2 separate regions of the Mus musculus genome follow, and region 2 is linked to region 1. Evidence: chromatin contacts called from ENCODE Hi-C data. All regions are on one chromosome and are shown on one strand. Each heading gives the region's core, a stretch centred on a gene start or an enhancer-like site at or near the end of the contact. The rest is flanking DNA. Distances are from core to core; before and after follow the strand shown. Region 1 holds the start of Wdr34 (WD repeat domain 34). Region 2 holds the start of 1700001O22Rik (RIKEN cDNA 1700001O22 gene).

What was found. Hi-C counts contacts between places; a loop is a spot of excess contacts on that map.
Region 2: a map of v-Abl transformed pro-B cells shows a loop between it and region 1 (4-fold over the local background). The contact joins the promoter of 1700001O22Rik here to the promoter of Wdr34 in region 1. A Hi-C loop is called at or near these places in 2 of 37 maps with a recorded cell type or tissue (T-helper 17 cell and v-Abl transformed pro-B cells).

What each region holds. Positions count from the first base shown.
Region 1 is chr2:30,045,101-30,051,945 of GRCm38, forward strand. Wdr34 (WD repeat domain 34) reads right to left here and starts at 3,779. Exons shown (of 9, transcript NM_001008498.2): 1 at 3,584-3,779. The coding sequence starts at 3,769.
Region 2 is chr2:30,799,096-30,805,940 of GRCm38, forward strand. 1700001O22Rik (RIKEN cDNA 1700001O22 gene) reads right to left here and starts at 2,642. Exons shown (of 7, transcript NM_198000.3): 1 at 2,045-2,642; 2 at 1,819-1,906; 3 at 1,629-1,721. The coding sequence starts at 2,462.

The sequences.
Region 1 (6,845 bases), core at 2,529-5,028:
TATAGGTGTGCACCACCACCACCTGGCTGACTGGAAGCATCTTAGCAGTTTACTAAAAGGAAATGAAGTTCTGTAAATGATCTTTAATCCAGCACTCTAGAAGAGGTCACTGGATCCCTAAAGCTGGAGTTACGGACGATGGTGAGCCACCTTGTAGACAATGAAAGCTCAACCCGGGTCCTCTGAGAAGGCACCCAATGCTCTGTACTGCTGAGCTGGCTCTCCAGGGCCTCCAAAATAAATGTCTTACATTTTGTAAGTTATGCATGTGTGTGTGTGTGTTGAGAGAGAGAGAGAGAGAGAGAGAGAGAGACAGAGACAGAGAGACAGAGACAGAGAGATCCCCAAAGAGTTCGGGAGAGGGTACTGCGTTCCCTGAAGCTAGATTTACAGATGGTTGTGAACCACTAATGTGGTGGGTACTGGGAATAGAACCTGGGTCTTCCTGAAGAGCAGCAAACGCTCTTAAGCACTCTCCAGCTCCAGGTTAGACTTTCTAGGTTGAAGGGACAGCCGGGGATGGGGTACTTGCACAGGCTGAGGCAGTGCTGGATCCCAGAGCCTCCTAGCATTCCCACTTCCTTTTGCTTGCTGTTATTCTGCTGCAGTGCAGTAGTGAACCAGGGCTGGTCCACTCTGGGCGACCACTGTGCCATGGAGCAGTGCCCACCAGCCTCTAAGCTGTGTGTGCACTGTACATGTGCGGCTGTCTTTAAGGATCGTATTTGTACTTATGTGTGTATGTGTGCATCTGGGTGCCTCCCCAAGTGTGTGCTGGAGTCTGCAGAAGAGGACATTGTGTCCCCTAGAGCTGCCATTACATGCAGCCATAAGTGCTCAACCTCACTGCTAGACACCAAAGCCATATCTTCTGGAAGAGCAAACAGTCCGGCGGGTGGTGACGAATGCCTTTAATCCCAGCACTTGGTCACCAGAGTGAGTTCCAGGACAGCCAGGGCTACACAGAGAAACCCTGTTTCAAAAACAAAAAACAAAACAAAACAAAAAGCTTTTCTTCTTGCTACTTATTTTTACATATATGGGTGCTTTGCTCACAGTGTATGTTTACGCACCACATGTGTGCCTGGTGCCTGCAGATATCAGAGGAAGGTGTCAGAGGCCCTGGAAATGGAGTTAGATGGTTGTGAGTCACCATGTGAGTGCTGGGAATCAAACCCGGGTGTTCTTAACTGCTGAGCCATCTCTCTAGCCTGTTTTTGAGACAAGGTCTCATATAGCCCAGGCTGATCTCCAATCTCTGATTCCCCTGCCTCCACTCTCCAAGTGCTAGAACTACAAGTGTATCAGCCATGTGGCCTTCCACTTTTCTACCAACCCAATTTTTTCCTAAATTTTAGACATAAACCACTGATACCAAGAGGAAAAGTCGCCTATGTTCTCCTGTCGCCTTCATTCTCACAGCTAATGAAGCAGGCAAGGTACTTGCGGCCAAGCCCAGACTTCCTGAGTGTCACCCACAGGACTCAAATGGTACACAGAAACTACTGACTCCCAAAAACTGTCCCCCGACTCCCACCAGCACATGGCACGTTCATGGCCACCCACACACTCTCAAGCAACACATCAGTAAATAAAAGAATGAAAAACCTAAGAATCTCCTTCAGGATCCAGGATCTGCCCCCAGTGCGGAGGCCTTTACACTCCAGGGATCTGGGTCATTCCCTACAGCCTTACAGGGTCCTGGAAGTCTGTCTACAAAAAAACCAATGGCATTCTGATTCACTCTTTAAGGGGAAAAAAATGTTAGATCATGGGGCTGGAGAGATGGCTCAGTGGTGGCTCACAAACATTTGTAATGGGGTCTGATGCCCTCTTTTGGTGTGTCTGAAGACAGCTACAGTGTACTCACATGCATAAAATAAATCTTTTTGTTTTGTTTTGTTTTGTTTTTGGTTTTTTCGAGACAGGGTTTCTCTGTATAGCTCTAGCTGTCCTGGGACTCACTTTGTAGACCAGACTGGCCTCGAACTCAGAAATCTGCCTGCCTCTGCCTCCTGAGTGCTGGGAAAAATAAATAAATCTTTAAAAAAAAAAAAAAAGAAGTTTGACTGAACTAATGATTTCAGTCAGGAGTCTTCCAAACTCTATCTCCTCAGCAAGCAAGAGCTGTTTAGAGCACCCTGCTAGGCCAGGACACAAATCACGGGCTTGCTGCAAGGACACAGTGTACTCTAACATGGTCACGCTTCTTGCTTTCCACGGCAAGGGCTTCCACGTCCCAGGGCACGGAGAAGGGCCTGGAACACAGAGCAGATCAGGGCATAAGACCATAGGCCCACAAGGCTCAAGACAAGACTGCAGGCACCACTGGGGCTTGGGTTGGAGGCAGACTGGTCAACAGCAGTCTTCGTTTGTGAGTTCTTCAAGACTTTACTTGACCTGTCTCTACTTACCCATTTTGGCCTAACCTGGGACCACTCTCCCTTTTCCTCAAGGATTCTCCAGCCCCTTCCAACACCTCAAACAAATGTGCTGACCCCAGCTCCAGAGTCGGCCAGTGCTCACGCTTGATCTGGTCTTCTCAAATGCCACTCAACATCCATTTTTCCAACAGTTCCTCAGCCCTGCTCTGTCGGTAACATGACACACCGATGTGGCATTACAGTACATTGTCTACATACATGGCTTACTGTAATCCTTGCAACCACCGGGAAAGCAGCTATCTCCAGGTTCCCTGCTGATGAATCCCTAACACACCAGTTGGTCAGCATCAGGCCTCCGTTATCTCATTATTTGTATGTTTTTGGGTTACACTAGAAAACCATAGCAGGGCAGTGGTGAGAGAGGCCTTTAATTCCAGCAATCTCTGAGTTCAAGGCCAGCCTAGTTTCCAGAGCAAGTTTCAAGACATCCAGGGCACACAGTGAAACTCATGTCTCACAAAAACAAAAGCAAACAAACAAACAAAAGAACAACAACAAAGGAACATAGAAAACCGTTCAAGCTAGCCCTCAAGGTATCTGACCATTTCAAACACCAATAATGTCAAGTTGAAATGCCTAAAAACTGCTATTCACAAAAAAAAAAAAAAAAAAAAAAACTTCCAAAAATGGCTCAGCTGGTAAGGGCACTTAGCCAAGCATGACACCCTGAGTTGGATTCCCAGGCCCCTCGTGGTGCAAAGAAATAACAACCTTGTGTAAAGTTCTCCTCTGACCTCCACAGGCGCTGTGACACGTGCACGATCCACCATGTAAATTAACTACATGTCATTTAACGACAGCATGGGACCCCTAAGAGTTCTGTTGTCCTGGTTTGCTTTTGTTGTTGTTTGTTTTCGTTGGTTGGTTTCTTTCTCCTCAGAGACCGAAAAAAAGGCTAACGCGAAAGCATCTGTGAGTTTTTTCATTAAAACATGAAAACACGCGGACCAGTGGTGGCGCACGCCTTTCGTCCCAGCACTTGGGAGGCAGAGGCAGGCGGATCTCTGAGTTCCAGGACAGCTAGGGATGGATACTCAGAGAAACCCTGTCTCGAAAAAACAAAAACAAAAAAGCCGTGAAAACACAACGCTGCGCCAGGCCTTCCCGCCCGCGCTGCCATAGCGGGCCCGCGCCCTCACCGTCTCCCCGCGGATCCCCTGGACGCTCCTCCACTGCGAGGGCACGGACGCCACGCCCAGGGTCTCATCCTGAAGAGGCGCAGGCCGCCCTCGCCGTTCGGCGCCGCCAGCCCCGCCAGCAGCCAGGGCAGCAGCTCCAGCGCTTCCAACGCGCCGAAAAGGCCTGGGCGACGCGCACATTGCCATGGCGACGGTCCCGCCCTCTCGCGCCTGCGCCCTGGAACGTGACCTTAGCGGGTTCGCCCCCCACAAACGGAAGTCCGACGAGAGGAAGTGAAGCTGTGGGCGCCGTTTTTGAACTGGTTACAGCATCGTCTTTAAGGCCCAGAAGAAAAATAATGAAAATGTTTATCAGCCAATACAACAAAACCGCAGCGATTTGGGATTGCCCTATGCCCAGAGGCCATTTGGGGGTCCGGAACAGCTCTTCGTGGTATAAGGAAAAGAGCGGAAGTGAGGCGTGGGCTCCAGGTTCAAAGATGGCGCTGAGCGGCCGGGCGCAGAGGCAGGACCGCCGCAGGCCTAGTGGGCCATGCTGGTCCGGAGAACCGGCCGGGCTGGAAGCAGCCGACTACTCCAGAACTGTACTTTGCGCCATTTGAGTTGGCATCATTTCCAATGAATGGAATGAAATAGATCATACACAGATCGAACGTGGGATTGAATGGATGGGAGGCCTAATAATAAATTTACATAAACAATAAAATAAAATGCTTGTTAAATTAAAATTCGAGACTAACCACAGGAGAAGTTGATCTCAATGATAGATGGCCCCAGGTTCAGTCCTCAACACACACGAAATGTTAACTACAAGTTAGTGCGTGCCTATAGTGTGTCAAGCCAAGCACCCAAAGGCTTATGTTTGTTTGGGTTTTTTTGTTTGTTTCTTTTGTTTTTCGAGACAGGGTTTGTCGGTATAGCCCTGGCTGTCCTGGAACTCACTTTGTAGATCAGGCTGGCCTTGAACTCAGAAATCCGCCTGCCTCTGCCTCCCGAGTGCTGGGATTAATTAAACGCGTGCGCCACCACTGCCGGCAGAGGCTTAGAAATGAGTGTTTATCTTATTAAATCCTTAGCCTTCCGTGTGCTTGCTTGTTAGTTAGCTGGTTTGCTTTTTGAAGTGCTGGGGTTGAACCCCGGGCTTTCTGCATGCCAGCTCCTATGTTCTACCAATGAACTACCCCTATAGCTCAATTGTTATTACTCCTGTGCCTCTTACAGTCAGATATGGAATCGTCCAAAGTCACCCAGTAAGATCTTACAGGTGGCTTGCCTGATCCCCCAAACCAAGCCTGGAGCCTCTAGACAACCATCTGCTAGTTTAGGCCTCTGGGTCTATTTCCTCTTTTCTGAGACTAGGAAGCCTGCCGTGGTCCTGTTCTCAGTGCACCACCCAGGGACAGGATGCCCCTCAGCAGAGCAGCCAAGGCCAGGAAGGCCGATTAGATTAGCAGCACTGGGAGGGATAATAAAAAGCCATAGAAAAGTCTTCCTAACAAGGACTGCTTTGCAAACATCACCAAGGATTCCAAAAATCATACTCAGAGCTCAAAGATTAAGAACACTGGCTGCTTGCTTTTCCAAGACACTCAGGTTCACTTCCCAGGACCCTCGTGGCAGCTAATAACTGTCTGCAAGTCCAGTTCCAGGGAGATTTGACACTCTTTCCGGCCTCTGAAAGCCCTAGACATGCACTTGACGTGCAGTCACACATGCAGGCAAAACATCCATAAACATAAAAATAATAAGATATAATTTTTTTAATCACACTTAAAAAGCCCAAAGCTGTGAAAGTCCTAGAGTAATGTCTTAAAACAGACTTGGAACCAACTACGTCCAGCTGAACTGGACAAAGAGGCTTAGAAGAGGCTTTCTTCACCTGGTCAAGGGAAAGGAGAGAGTTCAAGGCATCAAATATGAAAAACAGCTTGTCGGGCGGTGGTGGCACATGCCTTTAATTCCAGCACTTGGGAGGCAGAGGCAGGCAGATTTCTGAGTTCAAGGCCAGCCTGGTCTACAAAGTGAGTTCCAGGACAGCCAAGGCTACACAGAGAAACCCTGTCTTGAAAAAAAAAAAAAAAAAAAAAAAAGCAAAAAAACAAAAAAAAGAAAGAAAGAAAGAAAGAAAACCAGCTCAATAAAGATAAGGCTAGCCCTGAGAATATAAATCAGCCTAGTGTCTGGGGGACTGGATTCTACCCTAGCAGAAGTGAGATGTTTGTATATATTGAAGATAGCTTGAAAATGGAAGGAATGGCTGGGAAGTGGTGGCGCACGCCTTTAATCCCAGCACTCAGGAGGCAGAGGCAGGCGAATTTCTGAGTTCGAGGCCAGCCTGGTCAACAGAGTGAGTTCCAGGACAGCTAGGGCTATGCAGAGAAAAAAACAAAAAAAAAACAAAAAACAAAAAACCTGTCTCAAAAAAAAAAAAAAAAACAAAGAAGAAGAAGAAAGGGAAGGGGAAGGAAGGGGAAGGGAAAGAAGGAGAAGAAGAAGGGGAAGAAGAAGAAGGAGAAGAAGAAGAAGGAGAAGAAGGAGAAGAAGGAGAAGGAGAAGGAGAAGGAGAAGAAGGAGAAGAAGGAGAAGAAGGAGAAGAAGGAGAAGAAGGAGAAGAAGGAGAAGAAGGAGAAGAAGGAGAAGAAGGAGAAGAAGGAGAAGGAGAAGGAGAAGGAGAAGAAGAAGAAGAAGAAGAAGAAGAAGAAGAAGAAGAAGAAGAGGAAGAAGACTGCTCCAAATGGTGCTCAGGCCTATTATCTCCATTTGAGATGTAAAGACAAGAGAAAACAAAAAAGGTTCAGTTTGGGTTTTTTTGTTTTTGTTTTTTTTTGTTTTTTTAATCCTTGATTTTTTGTTTGTTTTGTTTTCAAAACAGGGTCTTATTGTAGTTCTGGCTGAACTGGAATGCACTATATAATAATCAAGGCTGGCCTGTAACTCAGAGCCTGGCTCTCTACCTTCCAGATGCATGCAACATCGTACCAGGCCTTTGGTTTTTTGAAGCAAGATCTCATGCAGCTCAGGGTGACCCTCACGTTTGTTGTGTAGCTGAAAATGGCCTTGAACCTTGAATCTTTCTGATTTTGCACCCCAAACACTGGGATAACAGGTAGATCTCACGATACCTAGGTTTTTTATTGTTGTTTTTGGGGCAGCTGGTTTGGGTTTTTTGTTTGTTTGTTTGTTTGTTTGTTTGTTTTTTCCATACAGGGTTTCTCTGTATAGCCCTGACTGTCCTGGAACTCACTTTGTAGACCAGGCTGGC
Region 2 (6,845 bases), core at 1,392-3,891, 750 kb after region 1:
TGGACTTTCTTCACCTTGGCCACACGTATTTACACACCCATACCCACTGATCCTGGGGCACCTTTGTGGAAGCATAGGGTGTGTTTCTCACTGTCCACCAAAGAGCCATGCAGCCGGGACTATAGATGTTGGGGCTTAGTTAGGGTCACAGTTGTGTGCATGTGGAACCTCAGCTCTGTTCTGGCAACAGGGCGAGGCTTAGACATCTCCTAGGTCCTGCCCAACAGAGTGGCACCATGCTTCGCTGCCTGGGGAGGATCATTCACTGAAGCAATCTATCATACTGAAGGAATGTTATGTATACATAAGTGTCCAACTCTAGGCTCCACTTTTTTAGTGATTTTTTTTTTAGTGTTTTGTCTGCATGTAGGTCTGTTTGAGGGTGTCAAATCTCCTACAGCTGGAGTTATAGACAGCTGTGAGCTGCTATGTGGATGCTAGGAACTGTACCCGGGTTCTCTGAAAGAGCAGCCAGTGTTCTTAACTGCTGACGCATCTCTCCATCCTCCTAAGTCTCTATTTTGATCCTAGAGAACTGGGTCAGGAAGGGTTCTGAGGCTCACAGAGAAATGTGCAGTGATCCATTAGTAATGTCTGCCAGCAGACATTACTAGACGGAACAGTAATGGTACACTTGCTCTGTATGCATGTTCCCTGGTCCATCTGGTCCTTCCTTAAATTGATTAATTGAGACAGGGTCTCACTTTGTAGCCCTGGCTGTTCTGGAATCACTATGTAGACCAGGCTGGCCTTGAACTCACAGAGTTGCTTACTTAAGCCTCCAGAGTGCTGGGATTAAAAGTGTGCACCACCACACCCAACTCTCTAGTCTTTAACCCCCCCAGACAATGGCCTTCACCCTGCACTTGTGCTCCAGCCTGTTTAAACCTGTTGTTTCCTTCCCCCTCTCCATTAAGAGCTCTTTAGCATCCAATTCCAGGTATTAATGTGGGTTAATGTCAGGGATCTTTCTTGGTTCCGTCTCTCATTGTCTGTTCCTCTAGCATCTGATACACAGTAAAACTTCATACATGGGTAATGCTTCTAAATGAGAGAAGAGTTCAGCAGCAGGTGGATTCAGGTCTGGATCTCAGCTGGGTAGCTGGATGGCTATGCAGACAACCATGTAAGCGTGTGGGTGGCTTTATTACTAGCGGAGAGATGATTGGCATCCTGGGTTTATATGAATGAAAGGATAGCTGTCAGGCAGCTATAGCCAGAGGGGATTTCTGAATAAACAAAAGACTGGCTGTCTGGCAGTCCAGCAGTTTGGGGGCAGTTATGAGTTCATGGCCAGTTAGATGCTTCGATGGCTAGGTGGATGGAGATTCACAATAGCTTATAGAAGACCTGGTTTGTGAGTAAGGGGTTAGGTGCGTGAAAGGATGGATAGGTGAGTGGATCGATAGATACACGGTAAATCCATTACTAAATGTCTGGAAACAAGGGAGCGAACGAATGCCTTCCTGTTCCCATTCCCAGAACTCATGGCTTGGGGAAATGATAGAAGTGATTGTTAGGCAAGCCTATGACCTCCTTTCCATCCCCCAAGCCCACGTGATGGTGGGAGGAGAGAGTCAACGCTACAAAATTATAGCACGTGTGTACTCACAACAGCTACTACTCACGGATGGGCCTTTTTGGCTCTGGCAAGTTCACCTCTTGGGAGCCCCAGGGTAGTCTTCTCTTTAAAATTGTTGTCCCAGTGCAATGGTTTGTCCCTCAAAGAGAAAGAAGTCACAGCTGATGTGAGCAGAGGCCCACCTTGGTAGCACTCAAGGCAACCCCTCCTTCATCAAGAGGGTCCCCTCCGCTTACCACAGGTCTGGGAGGAATAAGCAGCTGGAAGACCGAGAAGCTAGGCAGTGATTTGATGTACTCCTAGGGTTATGTGGCGCTGAGGGTGCTGGGTGGGGACAACAGGAGGAGGAAGGAAAGGAGAAGGGGGAGGAGGAGAGCCCGTTGAGATGGAGACAGTCCTCGCTTGGGAACCCCAGACTCCGCGCACACACACCCACTCCCCACCCCATCCCCCCGGCCTCACGGTCCGCCTCTGGGTCTGCGCTCTCGGCGCTCAGGTGGTGCAGGAAGTGGCGGAACTTGTTGGGCAGCAGCTTCCCCAGCAGCGTGCCCAGGGAGTCAGGGTTGTCGCGGGCTGCAGGCTGCCGGTTCCCCCGAGTTCCCGCCTCCCGGGCCGAGCTGCTCGGCTGCAGCGACGGCAGTAGCAGTGCGCGCGCGGTCCCACGGTCTCGCCGAGCGTTCGGGGACTCGGGGGACCCGCAAGGCAGGCGCTGGGACTTGCGGTCCCGCCGCCACGCGCCGTCTACATCTCGCCCCACACGGCCTTCGAGCATTGGCAGCAGCATCGGCAGCCGCTTAACAGGGCGGCGCTGGGTGGTCCCGTCGGGATATCCCTTGGGCTTGTAGGCCGGGGTCCCCTCCATGGACTGGCGCCGGAACATCCTGAGTCAGAGCTCGGCTCAGGACACCTTCGCGCCCGGGGGACGCGCAGGGGCGAGCGGGGCCGCAGGAAGGTCGTATTCCAGCCCGCAGTCCATAGCGCCGGGAAGGGGCAGCAGAAGCCGACTCCGGCAGGACCCTAGCCTGCTGTGTCCCGGCGCAAAGGCGGTGAGGGCGGGAACGCCAGCCCTTTGGGGCGGCTGTGACGTTGACATGAGCTAGAGCACGCGGAGCGCCTGGCACAGTGCAGAGCTCTCTGCACCTGCTGGCCTAAGACCGCCTTTCCTATCACTTAGCACACTTGGGAGAGGGTTTGTCTAGAATGTGCAAGAAACTGAGCGTGGCGGCCCATGCCTGTGATTTCAGCACTTGGGAGGCAGTTGCATAGGCTAGAGAAACAGATCAGCGAGAGGACCGGACTTAGATTCCCATACCGTATATACAGAACAACTCACAGCCTCCAGTGCCAAAGTTATCCGCCACTCTTCTAGCCTCAAGGTCACCAGGCACGCACAAAATGCACTGCCATGGAGGCAAAACACTCATACTCATATTTTTTTTTTTTAAATTAAGGCTATTGTCAGGAAGTGGTGGCACATGCTTTTAATCCCAGCACTCAGGAGGCTGAAGCTGGTGGATCTCAGAGTTCGAGGCCAGCCTGGTCTACAAAGTGAGTTTCAGGACTAAACAGAGAAACCTTGTCTTGAAAAACAAAACAAAACAAAAAACCTCAAGGCTATTAAGTGTGGTAGTGCACAGCTTTAGCTCTAGCACTTGGGAGGCAGAGGCAGGCATCTCTCTCAGTTTGTGGCTACCCTGGTCTACATATGAATTCCAGGCCAGCCAGAGCTACATAGTAAGAACCTGTCTCAAACACAGGGCAATGGTGGCACACACCTTTAACCCCAGCACTTGGGAGGCAGAGGTAGGCGGATTTCTGAGTTCAAGGCCAGCCTGGTCTACAGAGTGAGTTCCAGGACAGCCAGGGTTACACAGAGAAACCCTGCCTCAAAAACAAAACAAAACAAAAACCAAAACAAGAGAGAGAGAGAGAGAGAGAGAGAGAGAGAGAGAACCTGTCTCAAAATAAACAATTCAAGGTTGTGCTTGGCTATATACCAACTTCAAGGTCAGCGTGGGCTAAATGAAATCCTGTCTAAAAAATATGATTTAGAACAGTGTTTCTCAACCTGTGGGTTGTGACCCTTGTGAGGGTCACAACGGCCTTTTCACAGGGGTCACCTAAGACCATCAGAAAACACAGATATTTACATTACAATTCACAACAGTAGCAACATTACAGTTACAGTTAGAGGTTGCAATGGAAATAGTTATATATTTGGGGTCAACACAGCATGAGGGAGCGTGCATAGGGAGGCTGAGAACCACTGACTTAGCGTTTTGTTTCTGCTCCAATCCTTAATAGTCTTGAGATCTGGGCAACCAGAGAGCTTTCCCCTAAAGACTAGGACAAAGCCTGCATCTGACTCTTTGTTCAATTAATTCCTTTTGGGGAAGTCTCCCTACAAGGCACAATCCATCATTCCCCTGCCTCTGTTTTCCAAGTCCTGGGTCACCCCTGGCAGCTCACACATGACTTACGGGCATAGCAGGAGAAGGCGTGGGAGGGCTAGACCTCCTACTGAAATTGTAGACTTCCAGTTTGTAAACTCTGATGGGGAAGTCACTCTCAGATCAGGACCAGGCTGCAGATACACATGACTTTCTCCCACCTCCTACCCCAGATGCTGACAGTGGATCTGGGGAGGAGCCAAGACCATGTTTGGTGCCCCTTCCCCAAGGCTGGGGATGAGACAGAGAGCCTGGATAAGTGTTCCACCATCCAGCCACATCCAGCCAAGACACAGATTCTGAGCATCATCCCAGTTAGGGAGTAAAGGCCCAGTCCCTTGAGCTCTGACACTGGCATCTCCGGCTTGCTTCTTCCCAAAGCTGTCATCACCTCTAAAAGGATCCTAGGATATCACACTCACCTGCTGGGTGAGGCCACAGAAGGTCCTGTAAGTTTAGAGCCCCCTGACAGGTGGGCTATTTGCTGGGAGAGCCCATCTTTCCACCTGCTCCCTCTGACAGCTCTGCCCAGGTGCCTGAAAGTGTTCTTAGAGTCATTGTGATCCGATCTTACCCACAGCCACTGGGGAGCAATGGGCACTGTGTCCTGGGGACAAGGGTGGGGCTGGTGTACTCTGGGGGCCTGGGGCCACACCCATAGAGGCACTCTGGGTCAGAGCAGCCATGCCTGATCCAAAGAGGACCAGAGCGCTCTTTTAGACCCAGAGTAGGCTGTGCTTGACTGAGTGGAAAACAAAGATGGAAGGAAAGGAGAGGTGTATTACCCCCACCCTCCTAGGACAAGAAGAGCACAGGGGGCCTGGAAATCCAGGAACCAAGGCATGTTCATTTTCTGTTTCTCTCGGCTATATGATGCTGACAGGGTCCTTCTTTCTGGGAGTGCCATGGGGCAAATGGGCTCAAGTGTGAGTCTTGGTTGGGAGAGCTGGGAGAAGTGCCCATGAGAGTCTTCAGGTTGGGTGATGAGGGCTCAGCTCAGGCAAGTATACCCAGGTATGACATAATTGTTTTTTTTTTTTTTTGCTTTTTCAAGACAGGGTTTCTCTGTGTAGCCTTGGCTGTCCTGGAACTCACTCTGTAGACCAGGCTGGCCTTGAACTCAGAAATCCGCCTGCCTCTGCCTCCCAAGTGCTGGGATTAAAGGTGTGTGCCACTGTGCCATTACACCACTGCCTGGCTGGTTTTGTTATTTTATTTATCTTTTTTCCTAAAACAGGGCCTGCAGTTCTCAAATCTAGTCAATGATAACCTTGAACTTCTGATCCTTCTACCAACTGAAGGCCTCTCTGCCTCCTAAATACCGAGACTGTAACAACGTCCAGCTACCGCTGGCTTTATGTGGGACTGGGGTATCAAACACAGGACATCATACATGCCAGGCGATCACGCTGCCAACTGAGCTACATCACCGTTGTATCATTATTTAAGATGACTCTGTGGGTATCTGTGTGTAAGCATGTGCATGCTCAGTGCAGGAAGCCAGAAGTGGACACTGGATCTGTTGGGGTCCAGGAGTCACCCCACAAACCACACAAACACTGATCTCAGTCAGGTAGGGATAGTTAATTGAGTATTCATCACAGGACTGATGGATCGATCGGGGCCTCAAACCAGACTCAGGAGCTGACTGTGACCCCAAGCCAGAATCCTACAGAGCTTTTAAGCATGAAATCCATGAATGTTTGTGCCAAGTTATTTCATCAGTCAGGATTTAGGAATAGGGAACTTCCTTAGGAGCACGTCTTTGCTGTACATTTATCCTGTCCTCATTTGTCGGGGTGTTTAACTGTGCTGGTGACTTACCTTGCCTGACATTCATGTCTTAACTTGCCAACCAGGATATCATTTACCCATGTACAGGACTCTTTCTGCCAAGTAAGATGTCAGTTCCCAGGGAGGTCTCAGGAACTTTACTCACCCCTACTCAAAATGGAAGTCTTATTCCAAGTAGCTTCTTATATTGGTGCAGGCGTCTCTCTTATGTCGGGGTCCATCCCAGGGGCAGCTTATAAAAGCAAAACCCATAAACGTTTATACATAGATGCAGGAAGTGCTGCTGGGTGGTTGATTTAGGTCCAAGCTTATTGTGGCTAGCTGTACAAAGCTGTTCAAACTGACTGGTTTTTAATAGTACCAAAGCTCAGGACATACCAGAATATGCAATCAACTTGGGAATGAGAAAGATTCCTAGAAACAACACATGAGAAGTTTTCTTTATAGCAGTAATAACAGCATAAAATATCTGGCTAGACGGGCAGCAGTTACCCAGGCCTTAGCAGGATCCGCTGGAGCTGGAGTTACAGGGGTTGTAAAGACACCCAACATGTGCGCTAGGGACTGAGCTCAGATCTTCTGGAAGAGCAGTTTGTACTCTTAAGGGCTGAGCCAGCTTTTGTGAACAGTTTCCTCAAGCCTCCTCCTCCTCTTCCTTCTCCTTCTTATTATTAATAATTTTGGCTTTTTTGAGACCATGTCTCACTGTGTAGCTTTGGCTGTCCTGGAACTCATTCTATAGATTAGGCAGGGCTTGAGCTCACAGAGATCCTCCTGCCCCTGCCCCCTGAGTGCTGGGATTAAAGGTGTGAGTCACCACACCAGACCAAACTTGCATTTTAAAGGAAATTTTACTTTTTACTTATCTCTGTGTGCATAAGCATGTGTGCATGCATACATACGTGCAGGTGTCTTTTGAGTCCAGAAGGGGTCAGATTGCCTGGGAACAGAATTCTAGTTCTCTGTAAAAGCAGGAAGCACTCTTCCTTCTTTCCTTCCTTCCTTTCTTAAGATAATTT